Regions from separate parts of the Homo sapiens genome. Here region 1 is linked to region 2. A link is a contact called in ENCODE Hi-C data. All regions are on one chromosome and are shown on one strand. The core of a region is the stretch at or near the end of the contact, and the rest is flanking DNA. Distances in the headings are between cores, read along the strand shown. Region 1 overlaps ARHGAP24 (Rho GTPase activating protein 24). Region 2 overlaps ARHGAP24 (Rho GTPase activating protein 24).

The links. A loop is a pair of places that touch in the nucleus more often than their neighbours do. Pooled maps may share reads with other maps.
Region 1: a pooled map of posterior vena cava shows a loop between it and region 2 (2.2-fold over the local background). The contact joins two enhancer-like sites. A Hi-C loop is called at or near these places in 1 of 168 maps with a recorded cell type or tissue (right cardiac atrium) and 8 of 50 pooled maps.

What each region holds. Positions count from the first base shown.
Region 1 is chr4:85,722,636-85,729,938 of GRCh38, reverse strand. The region is part of intron 3 of ARHGAP24 (Rho GTPase activating protein 24); the gene reads right to left. LOC124900728 (a long non-coding RNA gene) reads right to left here. Exons shown (of 2, transcript XR_007058169.1): 1 at 6,927-7,303; 2 at 5,295-6,821. Among named protein-coding and RNA genes, the nearest start is that of MIR4451, 3.8 kb to the right of the region's middle. Within about 2 kb of position 4,063, at least 17 of the 41 ENCODE cell types and tissues checked have a DNase peak (open chromatin) inside an H3K27ac peak, as active enhancers do.
Region 2 is chr4:85,494,067-85,501,087 of GRCh38, reverse strand. All of the region lies in intron 1 of ARHGAP24 (Rho GTPase activating protein 24), which reads right to left. Among named protein-coding and RNA genes, the nearest start is that of ARHGAP24, 22 kb to the right of the region's middle. RefSeq lists an enhancer at 2,637-2,686. Within about 2 kb of position 2,532, at least 19 of the 41 ENCODE cell types and tissues checked have a DNase peak (open chromatin) inside an H3K27ac peak, as active enhancers do.

The DNA of each region.
Region 1 (7,303 bases), core at 2,814-5,313, 230 kb before region 2:
TTTCATCTTCCTTTTCATAGGTTTGCTTTTTTTATCTAGCCCAGGGGTCAGCAAACTATGCCCACGGGCCAAATCTGGTTCACTGTTTATTTTTTACATTTTTAAGTGGTTGGAAAAAAATAAAGAATAATATTTCTGATATTTGAGAAGTATATAAAATTCACATTTCAGTGACCATAAGTAAATTTTATTGACATACAGCCACATCCATTTGTTTTCGCTACCATGGCAGAGTTGAACAACTGTAGTGGAAACCTTATGGTCACAAAATCCTAAAATATTTACTCCTGGATCTTTCCAGAAAAGGTTTGCTGGCCCCTGGTCTAGCGAATAGTGATGGTGACTGGATCAATATGTCTACCAACACTGTGAGAGGACACTCACTCCTCATAGGGACACTTCACAGGAGGATCGTATGATCATGCTGTCCATCAGTTCGTAAATGCCCCAAATGTATGTTGGTTGAAATGACATTAGCCAGAATTCCAAAGGATTAAAAACATTTTTAAAACGTTCTTTGTACCATGTTAATAGCTTCTTTCAAGTGTATATTTTAATGTATTTTAAGTAGGAAGGGAATTTTGAAACAAAAATCTCAAACACTTTCTTTAAGAACACATAGTAGTTAATACATGCTGCTTTCACCAATGCATTTATTTAGTTCATGTAGAGCTACTTGTGTATATAGAATTATGTTTTCATACCGTAAGCAACTCCTACTCACATTCTCTAAATGATTTGCACATATTAAATCTAAGCAAAAAAAAAATACAAGCTTCACGGCTGCCTACAGACTTAGGCAGACAAAAAAAGAGATTGTCACAGCTGCTTTGGGGTAACAAATATAATTGCATGGATTTTAACTTACAGAATTAACACAAAAAAGAAAAAAAGTTAAGATAAGGGAGTGTTGTAAAATTAAATGCCTAAGCAGCATATTTAACTGGTGATCAAGAAAGTGACTAAACTTGATGCTAAAACACAATTAAAACATTCCTACATTTTCATATAAAATATATGTCAAATATTGGCTTACATTTTCAAATGACAGCAAGTTAATGTAGCCAATGACGTTATTTATTCAACCCAGAAGGAGTCACAAATGCAGACATGTATGGTAAACTTTTATTGCTGTTGTTACATTATTATCCCAAAAACTCAAAAATTGGCCAAACTTTTTTCTTTCCCAGAGACACCCATGAATCTATCTCATAACTATTTATTTCTCAGCTGGCCTATTATGTAACACAGCTGCAGTAACCATCTAAGTAGGTTGAAGTTTTACTAAATTAAAAATTTTACAGCCTCCAGACCCATGAAATGTTCCATCCAGGAAAAGTTCTTCTGTAAATGTGCAAAATAGGTCTGTGGAGTTACACAATCATAGAAACAGGAGAAAGAACAACTGAATCAGAGAGGTAAAAGTCTAAAACTGATTGGTATAACAGATAATTACAAATAACAGTTTATGCACACATGTACATAGATAAAATAGATAAATGCATAGGAACATAGACAGATTAGCTAAAATAGAGATAAAGAGTGAGAGAGAGGTGAGAGAGAGAGAGATAATAAAGTCTTTGGTTCCCAATATAAACTATTATTCTTAAACTACAGTCAATGATTGCATTTTAGGGAATCTCTGAAGTCCTCAAAAGTATGTGCAATTTTGGTAGGTATTTGCCTTTTTTTTTTTTTTTTTTTTTGGCAAAAGGATCAATGCATTTATTAGATTCTTTAGGCACCCATGTCCTCTAACTTTTCACCTATCTCCTAAGAAATCCTTCTGGAAAAAATAATTAGAATGGAAACTTTTTAAAATTTGAAATGTACAAAAGTAACATGTAATTGTCTGAGGGTATTGGAAATAATTAGTATAGTTGTGGCTAAAGGTAGGATAAATAACATCTTTTTTTTTTTTGAAGGCCTAATTTTGTTTCCAGGCAGATAAAAATCACTTTAGATTATCCTTCAAAATTTATCTTATTTTTTTCCATGGCTACTTTTCATTCCTCATCCCCTTGTCTTTTGTGTTCACCTCTTCTTTTCTTTCCCTGGAGGAAGGAAGAGGAAAGAACACCTCCTACTTTTAGTTAATATTGATTTTAGGCACTGGGTCAGATGGGCCTTTTAGGGTCTGGAATATTGACAATTGCCCTTGAAAGCCATGAAGAATCTTTGCTTGGTGGATGGACTGAGTCCCAGCATATGATTAATATCAGGTGTGTTGGTTGGTGGTTAGACAGTGAGTGATAGCTTGGCCAGTATGTGAAGGGAGTTTGTGAAGAAGCTGAGAACAATTTCAGCAATGTATACTCGGTAATGAAAGAGAATTGGATCCCAGAGCGTTGACAGTTGTCTATAAGAAAGCACTCCATCCGTAGAATCCACCTTTGTTACCTTTATTCATAATAAGGAAGATCACTGCTGGAAAATGTCTGTTTCTCCCCACTTTTTCATGATGGGATTGTTGTAGCCTTAGAACATGCTTTCAAAAGAACTGTAAGTGGGCATCTCTATCTAGTGCCTATTTGTATTATATATTGTATTATAAATAGGTGCTAAAAAACAAAAATGCCTACTCTTATCAAGTGCCAAAATTCTCATTCTTAATGAATGAGTCTGGAAAGATACCAGTGTATCCATTCCAGTTCAAAAAATAACTTCACATGCTCATATTTCAGAAAATAGGCTCCAGGCCTTTTTTACTTTATTTTTTGAGATGGAGTCTCACTCTGTCACCCAGGCTGGAGTGCAATGGTGAGATCTCTGCTCACCACAACCTCCGCCTCCTGGGTTCAAGGGATTCTCCTGCCTCAGCCTCCTGAGTAGCTGGGATTATAGGCGCCCACCAACACGCCCAGCTAATTTTGTGTTTTAATATTCTATTGAAACGGGGTTTCTCCATGTTGGTCAGGCTGGTCTCCAAGTCCCAACCTCAGGATCCCCCCACCTTGGATCCAAGCCCCAACCTCAGGATCACCTCAGGTGATACCCCTACCTCGGCCTCCCAAAATTTTGGGATTACAGGCGTGAGCCACAGCGCCTGGCCCAGTGTTAGCTTTTTAACCTGGATCAAATTACTTCTCTGTGCCTCAGATCTGTCGTTTGCAGAATAAAGATAATGACATTGCTTGCCTCATAGAGTTGTAGTAAGGATTAAATAAAGCGATACGTGCAAACAGCCTGGAACATTGCCTGGAATACAGATGTCTAGATACTGATAAGGCTACAGACATTATAACGGATACTGTAGTACTCTCTCTAGATCCCAAAGACTGGTATATTGGTTGCTGAAGGCACAAAGAGATTCTCATGGGAATTGTTCTACAACGCAGCAGGAACAGCTTCACCCAAGTTTATCTGTCTTCCTGCTCCCAATCAATGACTAGTTAGCAAGAGGAAACAAAGCCCCAGCCCCTCAGTTTGAAGCAAACTTGAGAGGGATCACCGCCTCAGGGGACCCCACTGGATCAGCTAAGACTTCAGTTGCTACAGCGTTGCAGGGCAGGTGTTCCTGTCGCATCCTGCTTTCCTCACTTTCTTGCAGAAAAAATATCTTCGGAGAACCTTTCCCATGACAATCTAATGTCATTCTCCATCAGCGTGTTTCCTGGAATCCAATCTAAGATTATAGATAGATGTAAATAAAACGTTTTATCCCCATTATCCAGGAACTGCAGCTAAGGTCCACCCCCCACCCCCCAAAAGAGGCTAAAACTCCACATTCTAAGCTGAAAAGACCGATGGAAATTGCACCTAGCCACTTCTCTGCCAGGTTTACTGAGAGAAAGCATTGCACTTCTGAGAACCCAAATGGCCCTGACTGTTTTGAGGGGGAAACTAGAAAAGAGGAAGTGCTACTTGGAGGAAGCAGTTTTCAAAATCAGCACTGGTTTTTGAGGGGGAGGACTAGGAATTCTCCCAACTATCAGAACAAGAGTATTGCTGGTAAATTTTGATGTGTGTTAGAACAGTGACTCACTCCTTCTCTAAGTCAGGGACTCATGATGGCCTCTGAAGCTTGGCAAGCCACTGACCTTGCTGGGCACTGAAGCTGATAACCCCTGGAGAAAGTGACAAGCCAAAGGAGGCAGCAACAGTGGAACAGCCTGCATTTCCCTTACGTTGCAGGCCAGGGTACATGAGTTTCCTAGTTGCTGAATAAACACAAAGCAAGCAGCTGGCCTTTGAGGCCTTTCGCTGTATCCCATCCAACAGGACTATCCCAATGCTGGGAGAATACTAGCATGTGAAGTGGATTTCTAATTCCAGAGACCCTGAAAAATCCACAAATGCATCTGTGAAAGATTCAGCCTTTAGAGAGGAAAGTCTGTAACGACCAGTCAGTGTGAAGGGGCTATGCCCCAGCAGTATCATCTGTGTAGGAAGATCTCTACCTTCTTCCATCCGTCTCTTGGTCTCATCATCAGAAAGGAAGGCAGAAAAGTAGGAAAGGAAACATGTAAGGAGTTTCTCTTCACTTTTGCCACTAGAGTGACAAAGAGGTCTTTGCGGGAACAGGGGAGAAAAGGTCCTATGCAACAGGAAATAGTTCAACATAGCAGAGTGGGGGCAGTTTCATATGACTGAGATTCTTCCATAAGCCTGGTAAATATATGCACTTCAAGAAATATTTGTTTAGCACCATATGTTATACTGTGCTATTTCCAGGTGTTAGGTATACAGTAAAAAGCAAGAAAGATGTGGTTTCTAAATATATGGAGATACATATAGTCCTCCTTTGTCTTGTTTTGCCTATTTCTTGTCTGTTTCTTTGTCATTTTATTTTTTTCTCTGAGAAACTTCTTTCCTAAGAAAGCTAAGGCATCATTATTCCAATAACTACTCTTTATTTTTTTAAAACATTTCAAGGAAAATTCAACTAGAACACATTTAGAGAAGCAGAAACCAACTGCATGTTCTTTCTTCAAGAACTGTTCATTAAAGATTTGCCAATCTTTCTTTCTCAACCACATTTCCCAAAAGCTTGGACTTTGGCCATAATAGTTCACTTCAGTCTAAAATTTGGCATGTCTGAAAGAGAAGACTTCAAATTTGCCAATTTGGCTGATATCCCTTTGAATAACAAGTAGAGAAATAGGAAAAATTTGGAGCGAAAAATCTATAACTCATGGCATTATTCAGAGAGATAATTCATTTCATAGGATAATGAATCTATAGGAAATCAACCCTAAAACATGGTAGATTTATTTTCAGATAGGTTTTTACAAAAGCCTAAAATATGCATACAAATATAATTTGTAAACAAATATAAATAAGTAATACACAAAGACCTGAGACGCTCAATTTTATTGAAAATTCTTGTTTTTTTAATATGATTTTCCTTGGTTTCATGGGATATTTCAGCATAAAGCAAAAGCAAAAATAAAACAAAATAAAAATTCCTATATATATATATATATATATATATATATATATATATACACACATGGAAAAATTATAAGGACATACAGTGCACATATGGATAAACTGTATTCGTAACACACACACAAATGTGTACGTATGCATATAGTGCTAAAATATATGGCAAAGAGCTTGCTAGAGGCTTTTGTTAGTTTTGTTGGAAATCATTATGGGCAGATGAAATTAAAATATGTAATCCTCTCCTACTCACTCATAAACTCTGGAGAGTTAGGCTTGAGTTAGCTATCCGTAAAGATAGACACTTGTTGGGTTTGTAAGCATCATCTTTATGATAGATTTTCAGAAGTGGCAATTGAAAGAATTTTATAGAGAAAGCCAATCTAGAATAAATATGCTTTATGAGGATCTGCTGCCAGGTAGGCCCACGGCCTGCCGAGGGTTCTATACACATTACCAACCACATTTCTGCAATCCTTGCTGCCTCCTATGCATTCTGACAAATAAAAACACTCTGTTGTAACATCCCAAATTATCATGTTAAACAATTACACCATTGAAAAAATTGAAAAATATTATCTTGTCATTCCCATTTGCAAAGATAAAGTAATTGTTATGTTATCCCTAAATAACCCCAATAATGCAAATATTGATGAAAATAACCTGATACAGATCCCACATTATCACAGAAGTACAAAAGCATTTGCCTAGAAATGCCATCCTGATGTCAAGGGCACACCAGTAAAGCCCCAGTGACCAGGATGAATGACACAGACACTGGATTCTCAATGTAGTGCTTTGTCTTTCCAGCTCTGTCTTCAAAGATACATTTGGAACACTTCTCTTCACACTCCGTAAGATGATTTAGAATTATAAAACCTAATTTAGCAGCTATTACATACTGTATTAATAATTCAGGAAGCATCTTTTCAAATGATCTACTCACATACTATATTTAAGTCCATAATTACAGAAGCAAGCTTGAATTTCCTATAAATTTGTTTGAAAGGACAACCTTCATATTCCATATTACACAGTCTTAAACTTCTTAGGCTTTGTTCATCAAAAGCCATTATGTCATACGCACTGCATGTGAAACAGATGATTTAGAATAGCAATGTTGGAGAAGAGGTTTTATCTGTTACTTCCTGGTCTTGAAGACATGGCTCTCTCTAAAACAGTATTGAAAATATCCGTCTATATTACTTGAGAACTTCTTCACCAAAAGATGAAACCTCCTTGCAGCTAGCAGACTGAATGGAAAAGTAGACCTCTAGCATTATTGGAGATAAAGAGTCAACCATCAGTTCAATACCACGCTGATTTAAAAGCCAACATGCGCTATTGTCTGAGAATAAATCGGAAAAGACATTTCCTCTACTGATACTTCAAAGACTTTGTAACATCTGGAATCTGGTTCTATACAGGGTATTCCACTAAGAAGTAAGAATAAAAGGATTTTAATAAGGCAAATAAGATTCAGGTTTCTTAAAATATGTTCTCCCTGGAGGGAAACAAATAACACATTGCATCTGACTAACCTTTCTGCACTTCAGCTGCATTAATTCACATTTAGTCATGGATTCCATCATGAGCCAGATGAACTTAGTGCCACAGCTGTTTTCATCGAGGGGAAAATATGCTTTTCCATTTTAGATTCCCAGCATTTAATATAAATATAGGAAAAATACATTTTATTGACTGCATTATTGATAAGAACTCCACATTACTTACCCAAATAAATTCACATCCACCCTAGACTGTGATCAAATCAATATCAATATTACACAAACGGTCAACCGGAGCCAGATTCCTACCTCCCTTTTTCTTACATTGAGGGATAAGGAAAAGTTGAAGAATTGATCAAAGAGGTAGACAACATGGCCTTGGAGGAATTGTTGCTGGGTTAGTCAAAGAC
Region 2 (7,021 bases), core at 1,283-3,782:
CCATGGAATACTATTCTATTCAGACATAAAAAAGGATGAGTTCATGTCTTTGCAGGGACATGGATGAAGCTAGAGACCATCATTCTGAGCAAACTATCACAAAGACAGAAAACCAAACACCGCATGTTCTCACTTGTAGGTGGGAATTGAACAATGAGAACACTTGGACACTGGGTGGGGAACATCACACACCAGGGCCTGTTGGTGGGGGGGTGGGAGGCTGGGGGAGGAACAGCGTTAGGAGAAATACCTAATGTAAATGACGAGTGGATGGGTGCAGCAAACCAACATGGCACATGTATACCTATGTAACAAACCTCCCCGTTGTGCACATGTACCCTAGAACTTAAAGTATCATCATAATAAAAAAGTCTTATGAGTCCCCATATTCCATTCTGAGGCCATGAGCTTTCCACATCTGAGATGATTCATAGTTATTGCTTAATTTAAATGCATCATGTGATATAATTATAACAACATATTTTGCTTAGTTAATCCTGACTAAAATAAATTACTTTAAAAGTTATAAGAAGGAAATCTGGAACAAGAAAAACATTTTGGTAAACATTTATACAGTCCTCACTCTAAATATTCCTAGTTGTTTTAATGAGTTGGTACTTATTAGGACAGTACTATTACCATTTAGTTAATAATCTGTATTCTCAGTAATAAAGTTTTCAAATTATTTTCCAAGGACATATTTCATCACTGATTAATACATTTTTATTCCCTTGTAGAGCCATGGCACTGAAATGAATACCAGGGAACACCAGACTTCTCAGTTTCCAGCACTACAGAAATCTGGGCTGTCATAAGCATCTGGATGAGTACTGTCCCATAGGAATATAATAGAAGCCACATTTTAAATTTTCTAGTATCTACATTAAAAAGGTAAAAAGAAACAGGTGAAATTAATCTTAATAACCTATTTTAAACCCAACATACCCAAAATATATCATTGCAACATGTAAACATACTTCAAAATATTAGTGAAAATTTTATATTCTTTTTTTCATACTATGTCTTAAAAATCTAGTGTGTATTTTACATTTCCAGTACATCTCAATTTGGATGCTAAATTTTATCACAAATACTTAGTTGGTATTAGGCTTCATAAAATTTACAGTTTAAAAAGTAGATCTCCAGAGGTGAGTTGTTCCCCCAATAAGCTTAACTTTTTTTCCAATAATTAAAAATAGTACCGATTATTAAACTTAAATATAAGTTCATTAAAATTAAAGTTAGAAACTTAAAAACTCTGTTCCTCATTCATACTAACCTCAATGCATATGATCATTAGCTGTGCCTACCACACGGAACAGCACAGACCTAGATGAGTCTCTATAGAGATTTCTTCTTCCGTACTCATCTTTAAGCCAAATGTTTCTTTGTCTTATTCTGGTTTATTCTTTGTTGTTTAATGCTTCCCTTCTCTAAGAGGTGATAATGAAAGATAGTCATAGTAGCTAATATTCTAGGAGCCAATCTTGGCCCCACCAAGGCTGCAGGCTAGGTAAGAGCTCTCTTCATTTGAACCTCTGGAGAATATTCTTAATTTTTCATAGCTTCAAATATTTAGACCTTGAATCGTCACCAAAGACAAGAGGAAAACAGGAAACGAAGTGGTGATAAAGGCTTTCTAGTTTTCCTCTAGTATTTCTCTCCCACTTAAAGCCATGTGAATGCTTGCTAGTGATAGTATATGCTATCTTCTGAATGATTCTAAAGCAGAGTATTTCATTAACATTGAAATCAAATAGAGAGATTGTTTATAAAACTAGAGGCTTGAAATTCTAATATGAACTAAACCTATCATCAATGCCCTTTTTAGACCAGTCACTTAGAAGGTCATACATTTATTTTAGCAATGCTGCCATTACCAAATACATATTTATATATTCTTTCAAATGTTGGTATATGTTCTCACTCTAAAATAATATATCTGATTTAAATTCGAAGACATTCTAAGCAAGGTCTAATGAAAGTGATAACCACTTAGTAATAACTACGAAGCAAACAACAACAAGCTGATTATAAATAAGAATAAGCTGTGGAATAAATGAGAGGAGCTTAACTGTGAGGTTTCTTCTCTAATCTCATGGATGACACTAGTTTATACAGTGAAATTCTAAGTTGTCTGAAGCAAATAAAAGAAAAAATAAATGTATGACAATATTTGAAAATAATAAGTTCTCAATTTGTTCCTTTCCTTTTAGAGGGAACTTTCATTTTCTTAGAAGTATGGATAAGTGCTTACTGATTATTAACAGCTACATTTAATTTACTAATACAAGTATCATACAAGATGGTGAAATTTTTCATAAATATTCTTGAAGTTTAGTGTAGAGAAGGCTCACTCGAGCAATCTGTTAGAATCTAGATTCCTGGGATCAATTCCCCACGATTCTAATTCTTCTCTAGGCTTTAGGAGAGAAAGACTGTCTTTAGTCTCTTCACTTCCTTGTGGCTAAGATGACTACACGGGCCTGTGGTCTCCTCACTTCCTTGTGGCCAAGACATCTACACAGGCCCGTGGATTTCCCCATTTGGGGCAGGGAGTTAGGGCTGTTCAGCACGAGGCTGAGCTCACAAACAGGGCACAGGTCACTCTCTTCTAGGGCTCTCCTCCTTTTTCCATTAATATAATTGAAAAATTTAGAATACCAAAGTAAGTAGGTCACAGAGAAGATAGCAACACAACTATTCAGTCTGCTTTCTCTCTAGTGTTGGCTTAAAGGAGCAAGGAAAGCACACACAAAGCTAGCATGGCCAGGCCCAGCTCCCTAGTCCACAAGCCACATCATAATTTGATGTTAGGAGCCAACCCAGGTATAAGATGGCCATTATTTTACTGTGTCCTTAATTCCCCTGTAGTAGGTGTCTGGATGAGATTCAAGATATTAGTCACCTTTGACACATTATCACAAATTCTTGGCAAACAAGTATTTTGTTTCCTCACAAAAATCTCCTTGTTCTTGTTACCAAAGAAAAGAAAATAAACTATTAGCTTGTGCATTTATTTTACTTGCATAAAGGACTCTACACTTTTTATTAACCAACTTAAGAGAAAAAGGAACTCAACCATAATTACCTCTTGTTTTATTTAGAATAGAAATTTACAAGTTGGAGAAGGAAATTGAACACCGAGGGAGACCCAAACCTGGCAAAACTGCCGTGTGTTCAAAGACTGTTACAACAGTAAAACTAAAAAGTTAGGGACATGGTGCTGCATTTCTTTTCCTTTTCTTTCTTTCTTTTGTTTTTTTCCAGACTGAGTTTTGGTCTTGTCACCCAGACTGGAGTGCAATGGCACGATCTTGGCTCACCGCAACCTCCACCTCCTGGGTTCAAGCAATTCTCCTGCCTCATTCTCTCATTTAGCTAGGATTATAGGCCTGCACCACCACGTCCAGCTAATTTGTATTTTTAGTAGAAATAGGGTTTTACCAGGTTGGTCAGGCTGGTCTCCATCTCCAGACCTCAGGAGATCCACCTGCCTCAGCCTCCCAAATTGCTGGAATTACAGGCATGAGCCACTGTGCCTGGCCGGTGCTGCATTTCTTAATTTAGCATAGAAGAACTGATTTTGCAGATATACATTTTTAATGTTGACAATTAGTAGCAGTGGACAAGAAGATAATATATTTTGCATTTATATAATTATTTCAAAGTGACTTCTCTCCCACAATTAATCTTTACAAAATTTCTGAGAAATAAGTATTATTTTCTAGACGCTGAATTTAAAGCTCACAGAAGTTGTTTTCCCAGTGTTACACAGAGTACTTTGACAGAGCTGAGACATGAAACTTTATCTCTAGGTCTCACCAAAGCACATGATTTTGTACCCTGATTGGGCTTGTCAGGAATGGATGGGGCATGGTGGGATTTATTCACCAACATCTGTGACTAATAAGCTCAGTTGGTTGGGATATTTCCAATCCTTTCTTCTTTACTACTTCTATTAGTCACCAAGTTTAATCGTTTTAACCGTTTCATATTTCCTGATTCCATTCCTTCCTCTTTATCAACAGTGTACAAATTCACACTAAACTCGGGGCATTTGCCAAATATCCAATATTCTCATAACACGGCTTTGCATGTGGGTTCCCTTTGCCCAAAATGACTTCCTTCCTTGTCCACTTGTAAACATCACAAAATGACTTTTTTTTGGTTCATTCCTAAATTTCATACTCATTTCTCTGTATTTTGTTGGCGGGACTTTTCTCAGAAAGGATAGACTTTCACCAAAACACATTTGGGTAATATTAATTTCCCAAAAGGTTTTTGACCTGTCACCAAAGTATGGGTGCTAGTGTCCGTAGTTAGACATCTACAAAACTCGTGTGAAAATGTGGTGCAAACCATGAACTATGGGGCACCTAAGACTCTGCCTTTTTTATTATTACCACTTAATATACCCGGGAGCTTGCTACATGTTAATCTTCACAGTGTTGCATGGCCATTTTTATCAGTATGCTGTTGAACTTCACGGTTGTGATTTGAAACCTGTCCAATGTGATGTGACATATATTTGTGGTCAAAAGGTGATCTACACATCATGCAAAACGTTAAAATCTTCTCAAAAGTCAGAGGAGAAATATATTTCTTCAGAGAAGAGTTGTTTGCTGTTGGTTATGAAAAGTAAACAAACAAACATTCCCACCATAGCAAGGATTCCTGTGCACATATTCACAGTAACTGTGATAGACCTATTTCTGCTGAAAGCCCTGTCCTATGGTAAAACTCACAAGCTGTTTCTGTTTTACAAATGCTAAGCCTGAAAGGCACATGCAACCAAAAGCTCTCCCAGATTTCGGCAGGAAAAGGGTGAAAATGCCATATTGATGACTCTCTTATTAAATCTCAGTAAATAAACACCGGTGGTATCTTCCTTTTCATGGTTCCCGGTAACTCTAAACACTCACTCTTCATAAGCCAAGAAGTTACAAAAATGTTGGCATTTGTATAAAAGAAAACAGAACTTTGTAATCACTAAGTGTGACTAGGAGGAAGAGTGCTTCACTGAAAGAAAGAGTTCGCTATTCTATTTATGATAAAAGATGAAAATCTCACAACAAAGATAACAGTAGGCTAACTACTTCCCATGTTCTCTAGGGTTTGGGGAGCTACAAAGTCAAAATGAGACACAAACAAATTCTATAAAATATGTGATACTATAAAAGGATTAAAATTTTCTTTCACTATCCAAGAGAAATAATGCTGACAGTCATAAATTACAGCTAAGGAGAGACAGCTGAGCACTGAATCACTCTCATGCCTCTGTCTACTTCTATGTAGGCATCAGAAAATGCTTTCAACGCCTGCCATGCTGTAGAGTATTACATTCTGATACACTGTTAAAAATAGACACACTACTAGTAGTCAATCTCCCCTCATATCCTGTAATTCCTGATTAATAATAGTAAAATTTTTCTGGGCCAGGCACGGTGGCTCACGCCTGTAATCCCAGCACTTTGGGCGGCCGAGGCGGGCGGATCACCAGGTAAGGAGATTGAGACCCATCCTGGCTAACACGGTGAAAACCCGTCTCTACTAAAAATATAAAAAAATTAGCTGGGCGTGGTGGCGGGCGCCTGTAGTCCCAGCTACTCGGGAGGCTGAGGCAGGACAATGGCATGAACCCGGGAGGCAAGGCTTGCAGTGAGCCGAGATCGCGCCACTACACTCCAGCCTGGGCAACAGAGTGAGACTCCATCTCAAAAAAAAAAAAAAAAAAAAAAAAAAATTCTGTACTTCTGTACTTACTTGACTTGGCCTACTTCTCCCCTTTTCAGCTTCTACTAGCCGCTCTCTTCCTTCTGACCCTTTACCTCTTCGCTGAAACCCGGAAACAAATCAAGGAAAGAAAGAAGTGTAAAGATACTGTTCATACTCGGTCATTTATAGGTCATGTCTTTCAGGAAGACAAAATGGTTTGTAAAAGTGGAGGGTCATTTTTGGCTCAGGTCACTCTTTTTTTTTTTTTTTTTTTTGAGACGGAGTCTCGCACTGTCGCCTGGGCTGGAGTGCAGTGGCGCGATCTCGGCTCACTGCAAGCTCCGCCTCCCGGGTTCATGCCATTCTACCTCAGCCTCTCGAGTAGCTGGGACTACAGGCGCCCGCCACCCCGCCCAGCTAATTTCTTGTATTTTTATTAGAGACGGAGTTTCACTATGTTGGCCAGACTGGTCTCGAACTCCTGACCTCATGATCTCCCCACCTTGGCCTCCCAAAGTGCTGGGATTACAGGCGTGAGCCATCGCGCCCGGCCAGGTCACTCTTTTTCTTGAGAGTTTTCATGAAGTTTTATCTTGTATTCCGTTACAGAAACTTGAAAGAAGGCTATTTTCTGTTATTTTATTTCCTACATGACAGACTTAATTTTTTTTATTTTTTATTTTTTTTTTTGAGACAGAGTCTCGTTCTGTCACCAGGCTGGAGTGCAATGGTGCAATCTTGGCTCACTGCAACCTCCACTTCCTGGGTTCAAGCTGTTCTCCTGCCTCAGCCTCCCGGGTAGCTGAGACTACAGGCTCCACCACGCCCAGCTAATTTTTGTATTTTTAGTAGAGACGTGGTTTCACCATGTTGGCCAGGATGGTCTCGATCTCTTGACCTCGTGTTCCACCCGCCTTGGCCAATATTAAAGATATTAAAAGAGTAAAAAAAAAATGTATAATAATGTTACATATAACACAGGAACAGAAAACCAAACACTGTATGTTCTCACTCATTAAGTGGGTGTTGAACAATGAGAACACATGGACACAGAGAGGGGAACCACACACACGATGTTGGGGGATGGGGTGTGAGGGGAGGGAAGTTAGAGGATGGGTCAGTAGGTGCAGCAAATCACCATGGCACATGTATACGTATGTAACAAAGCTGCACGTTCTGCATATCCATACCATTTTTTTAGAAGAAATAAAGAAAAAAAAGAAAACATGATAGAAATATGAGGCTTCATTTTCATATCAACAACAAAGCAAGTATTAAAATCAGTCTATTAAAAAATACAACC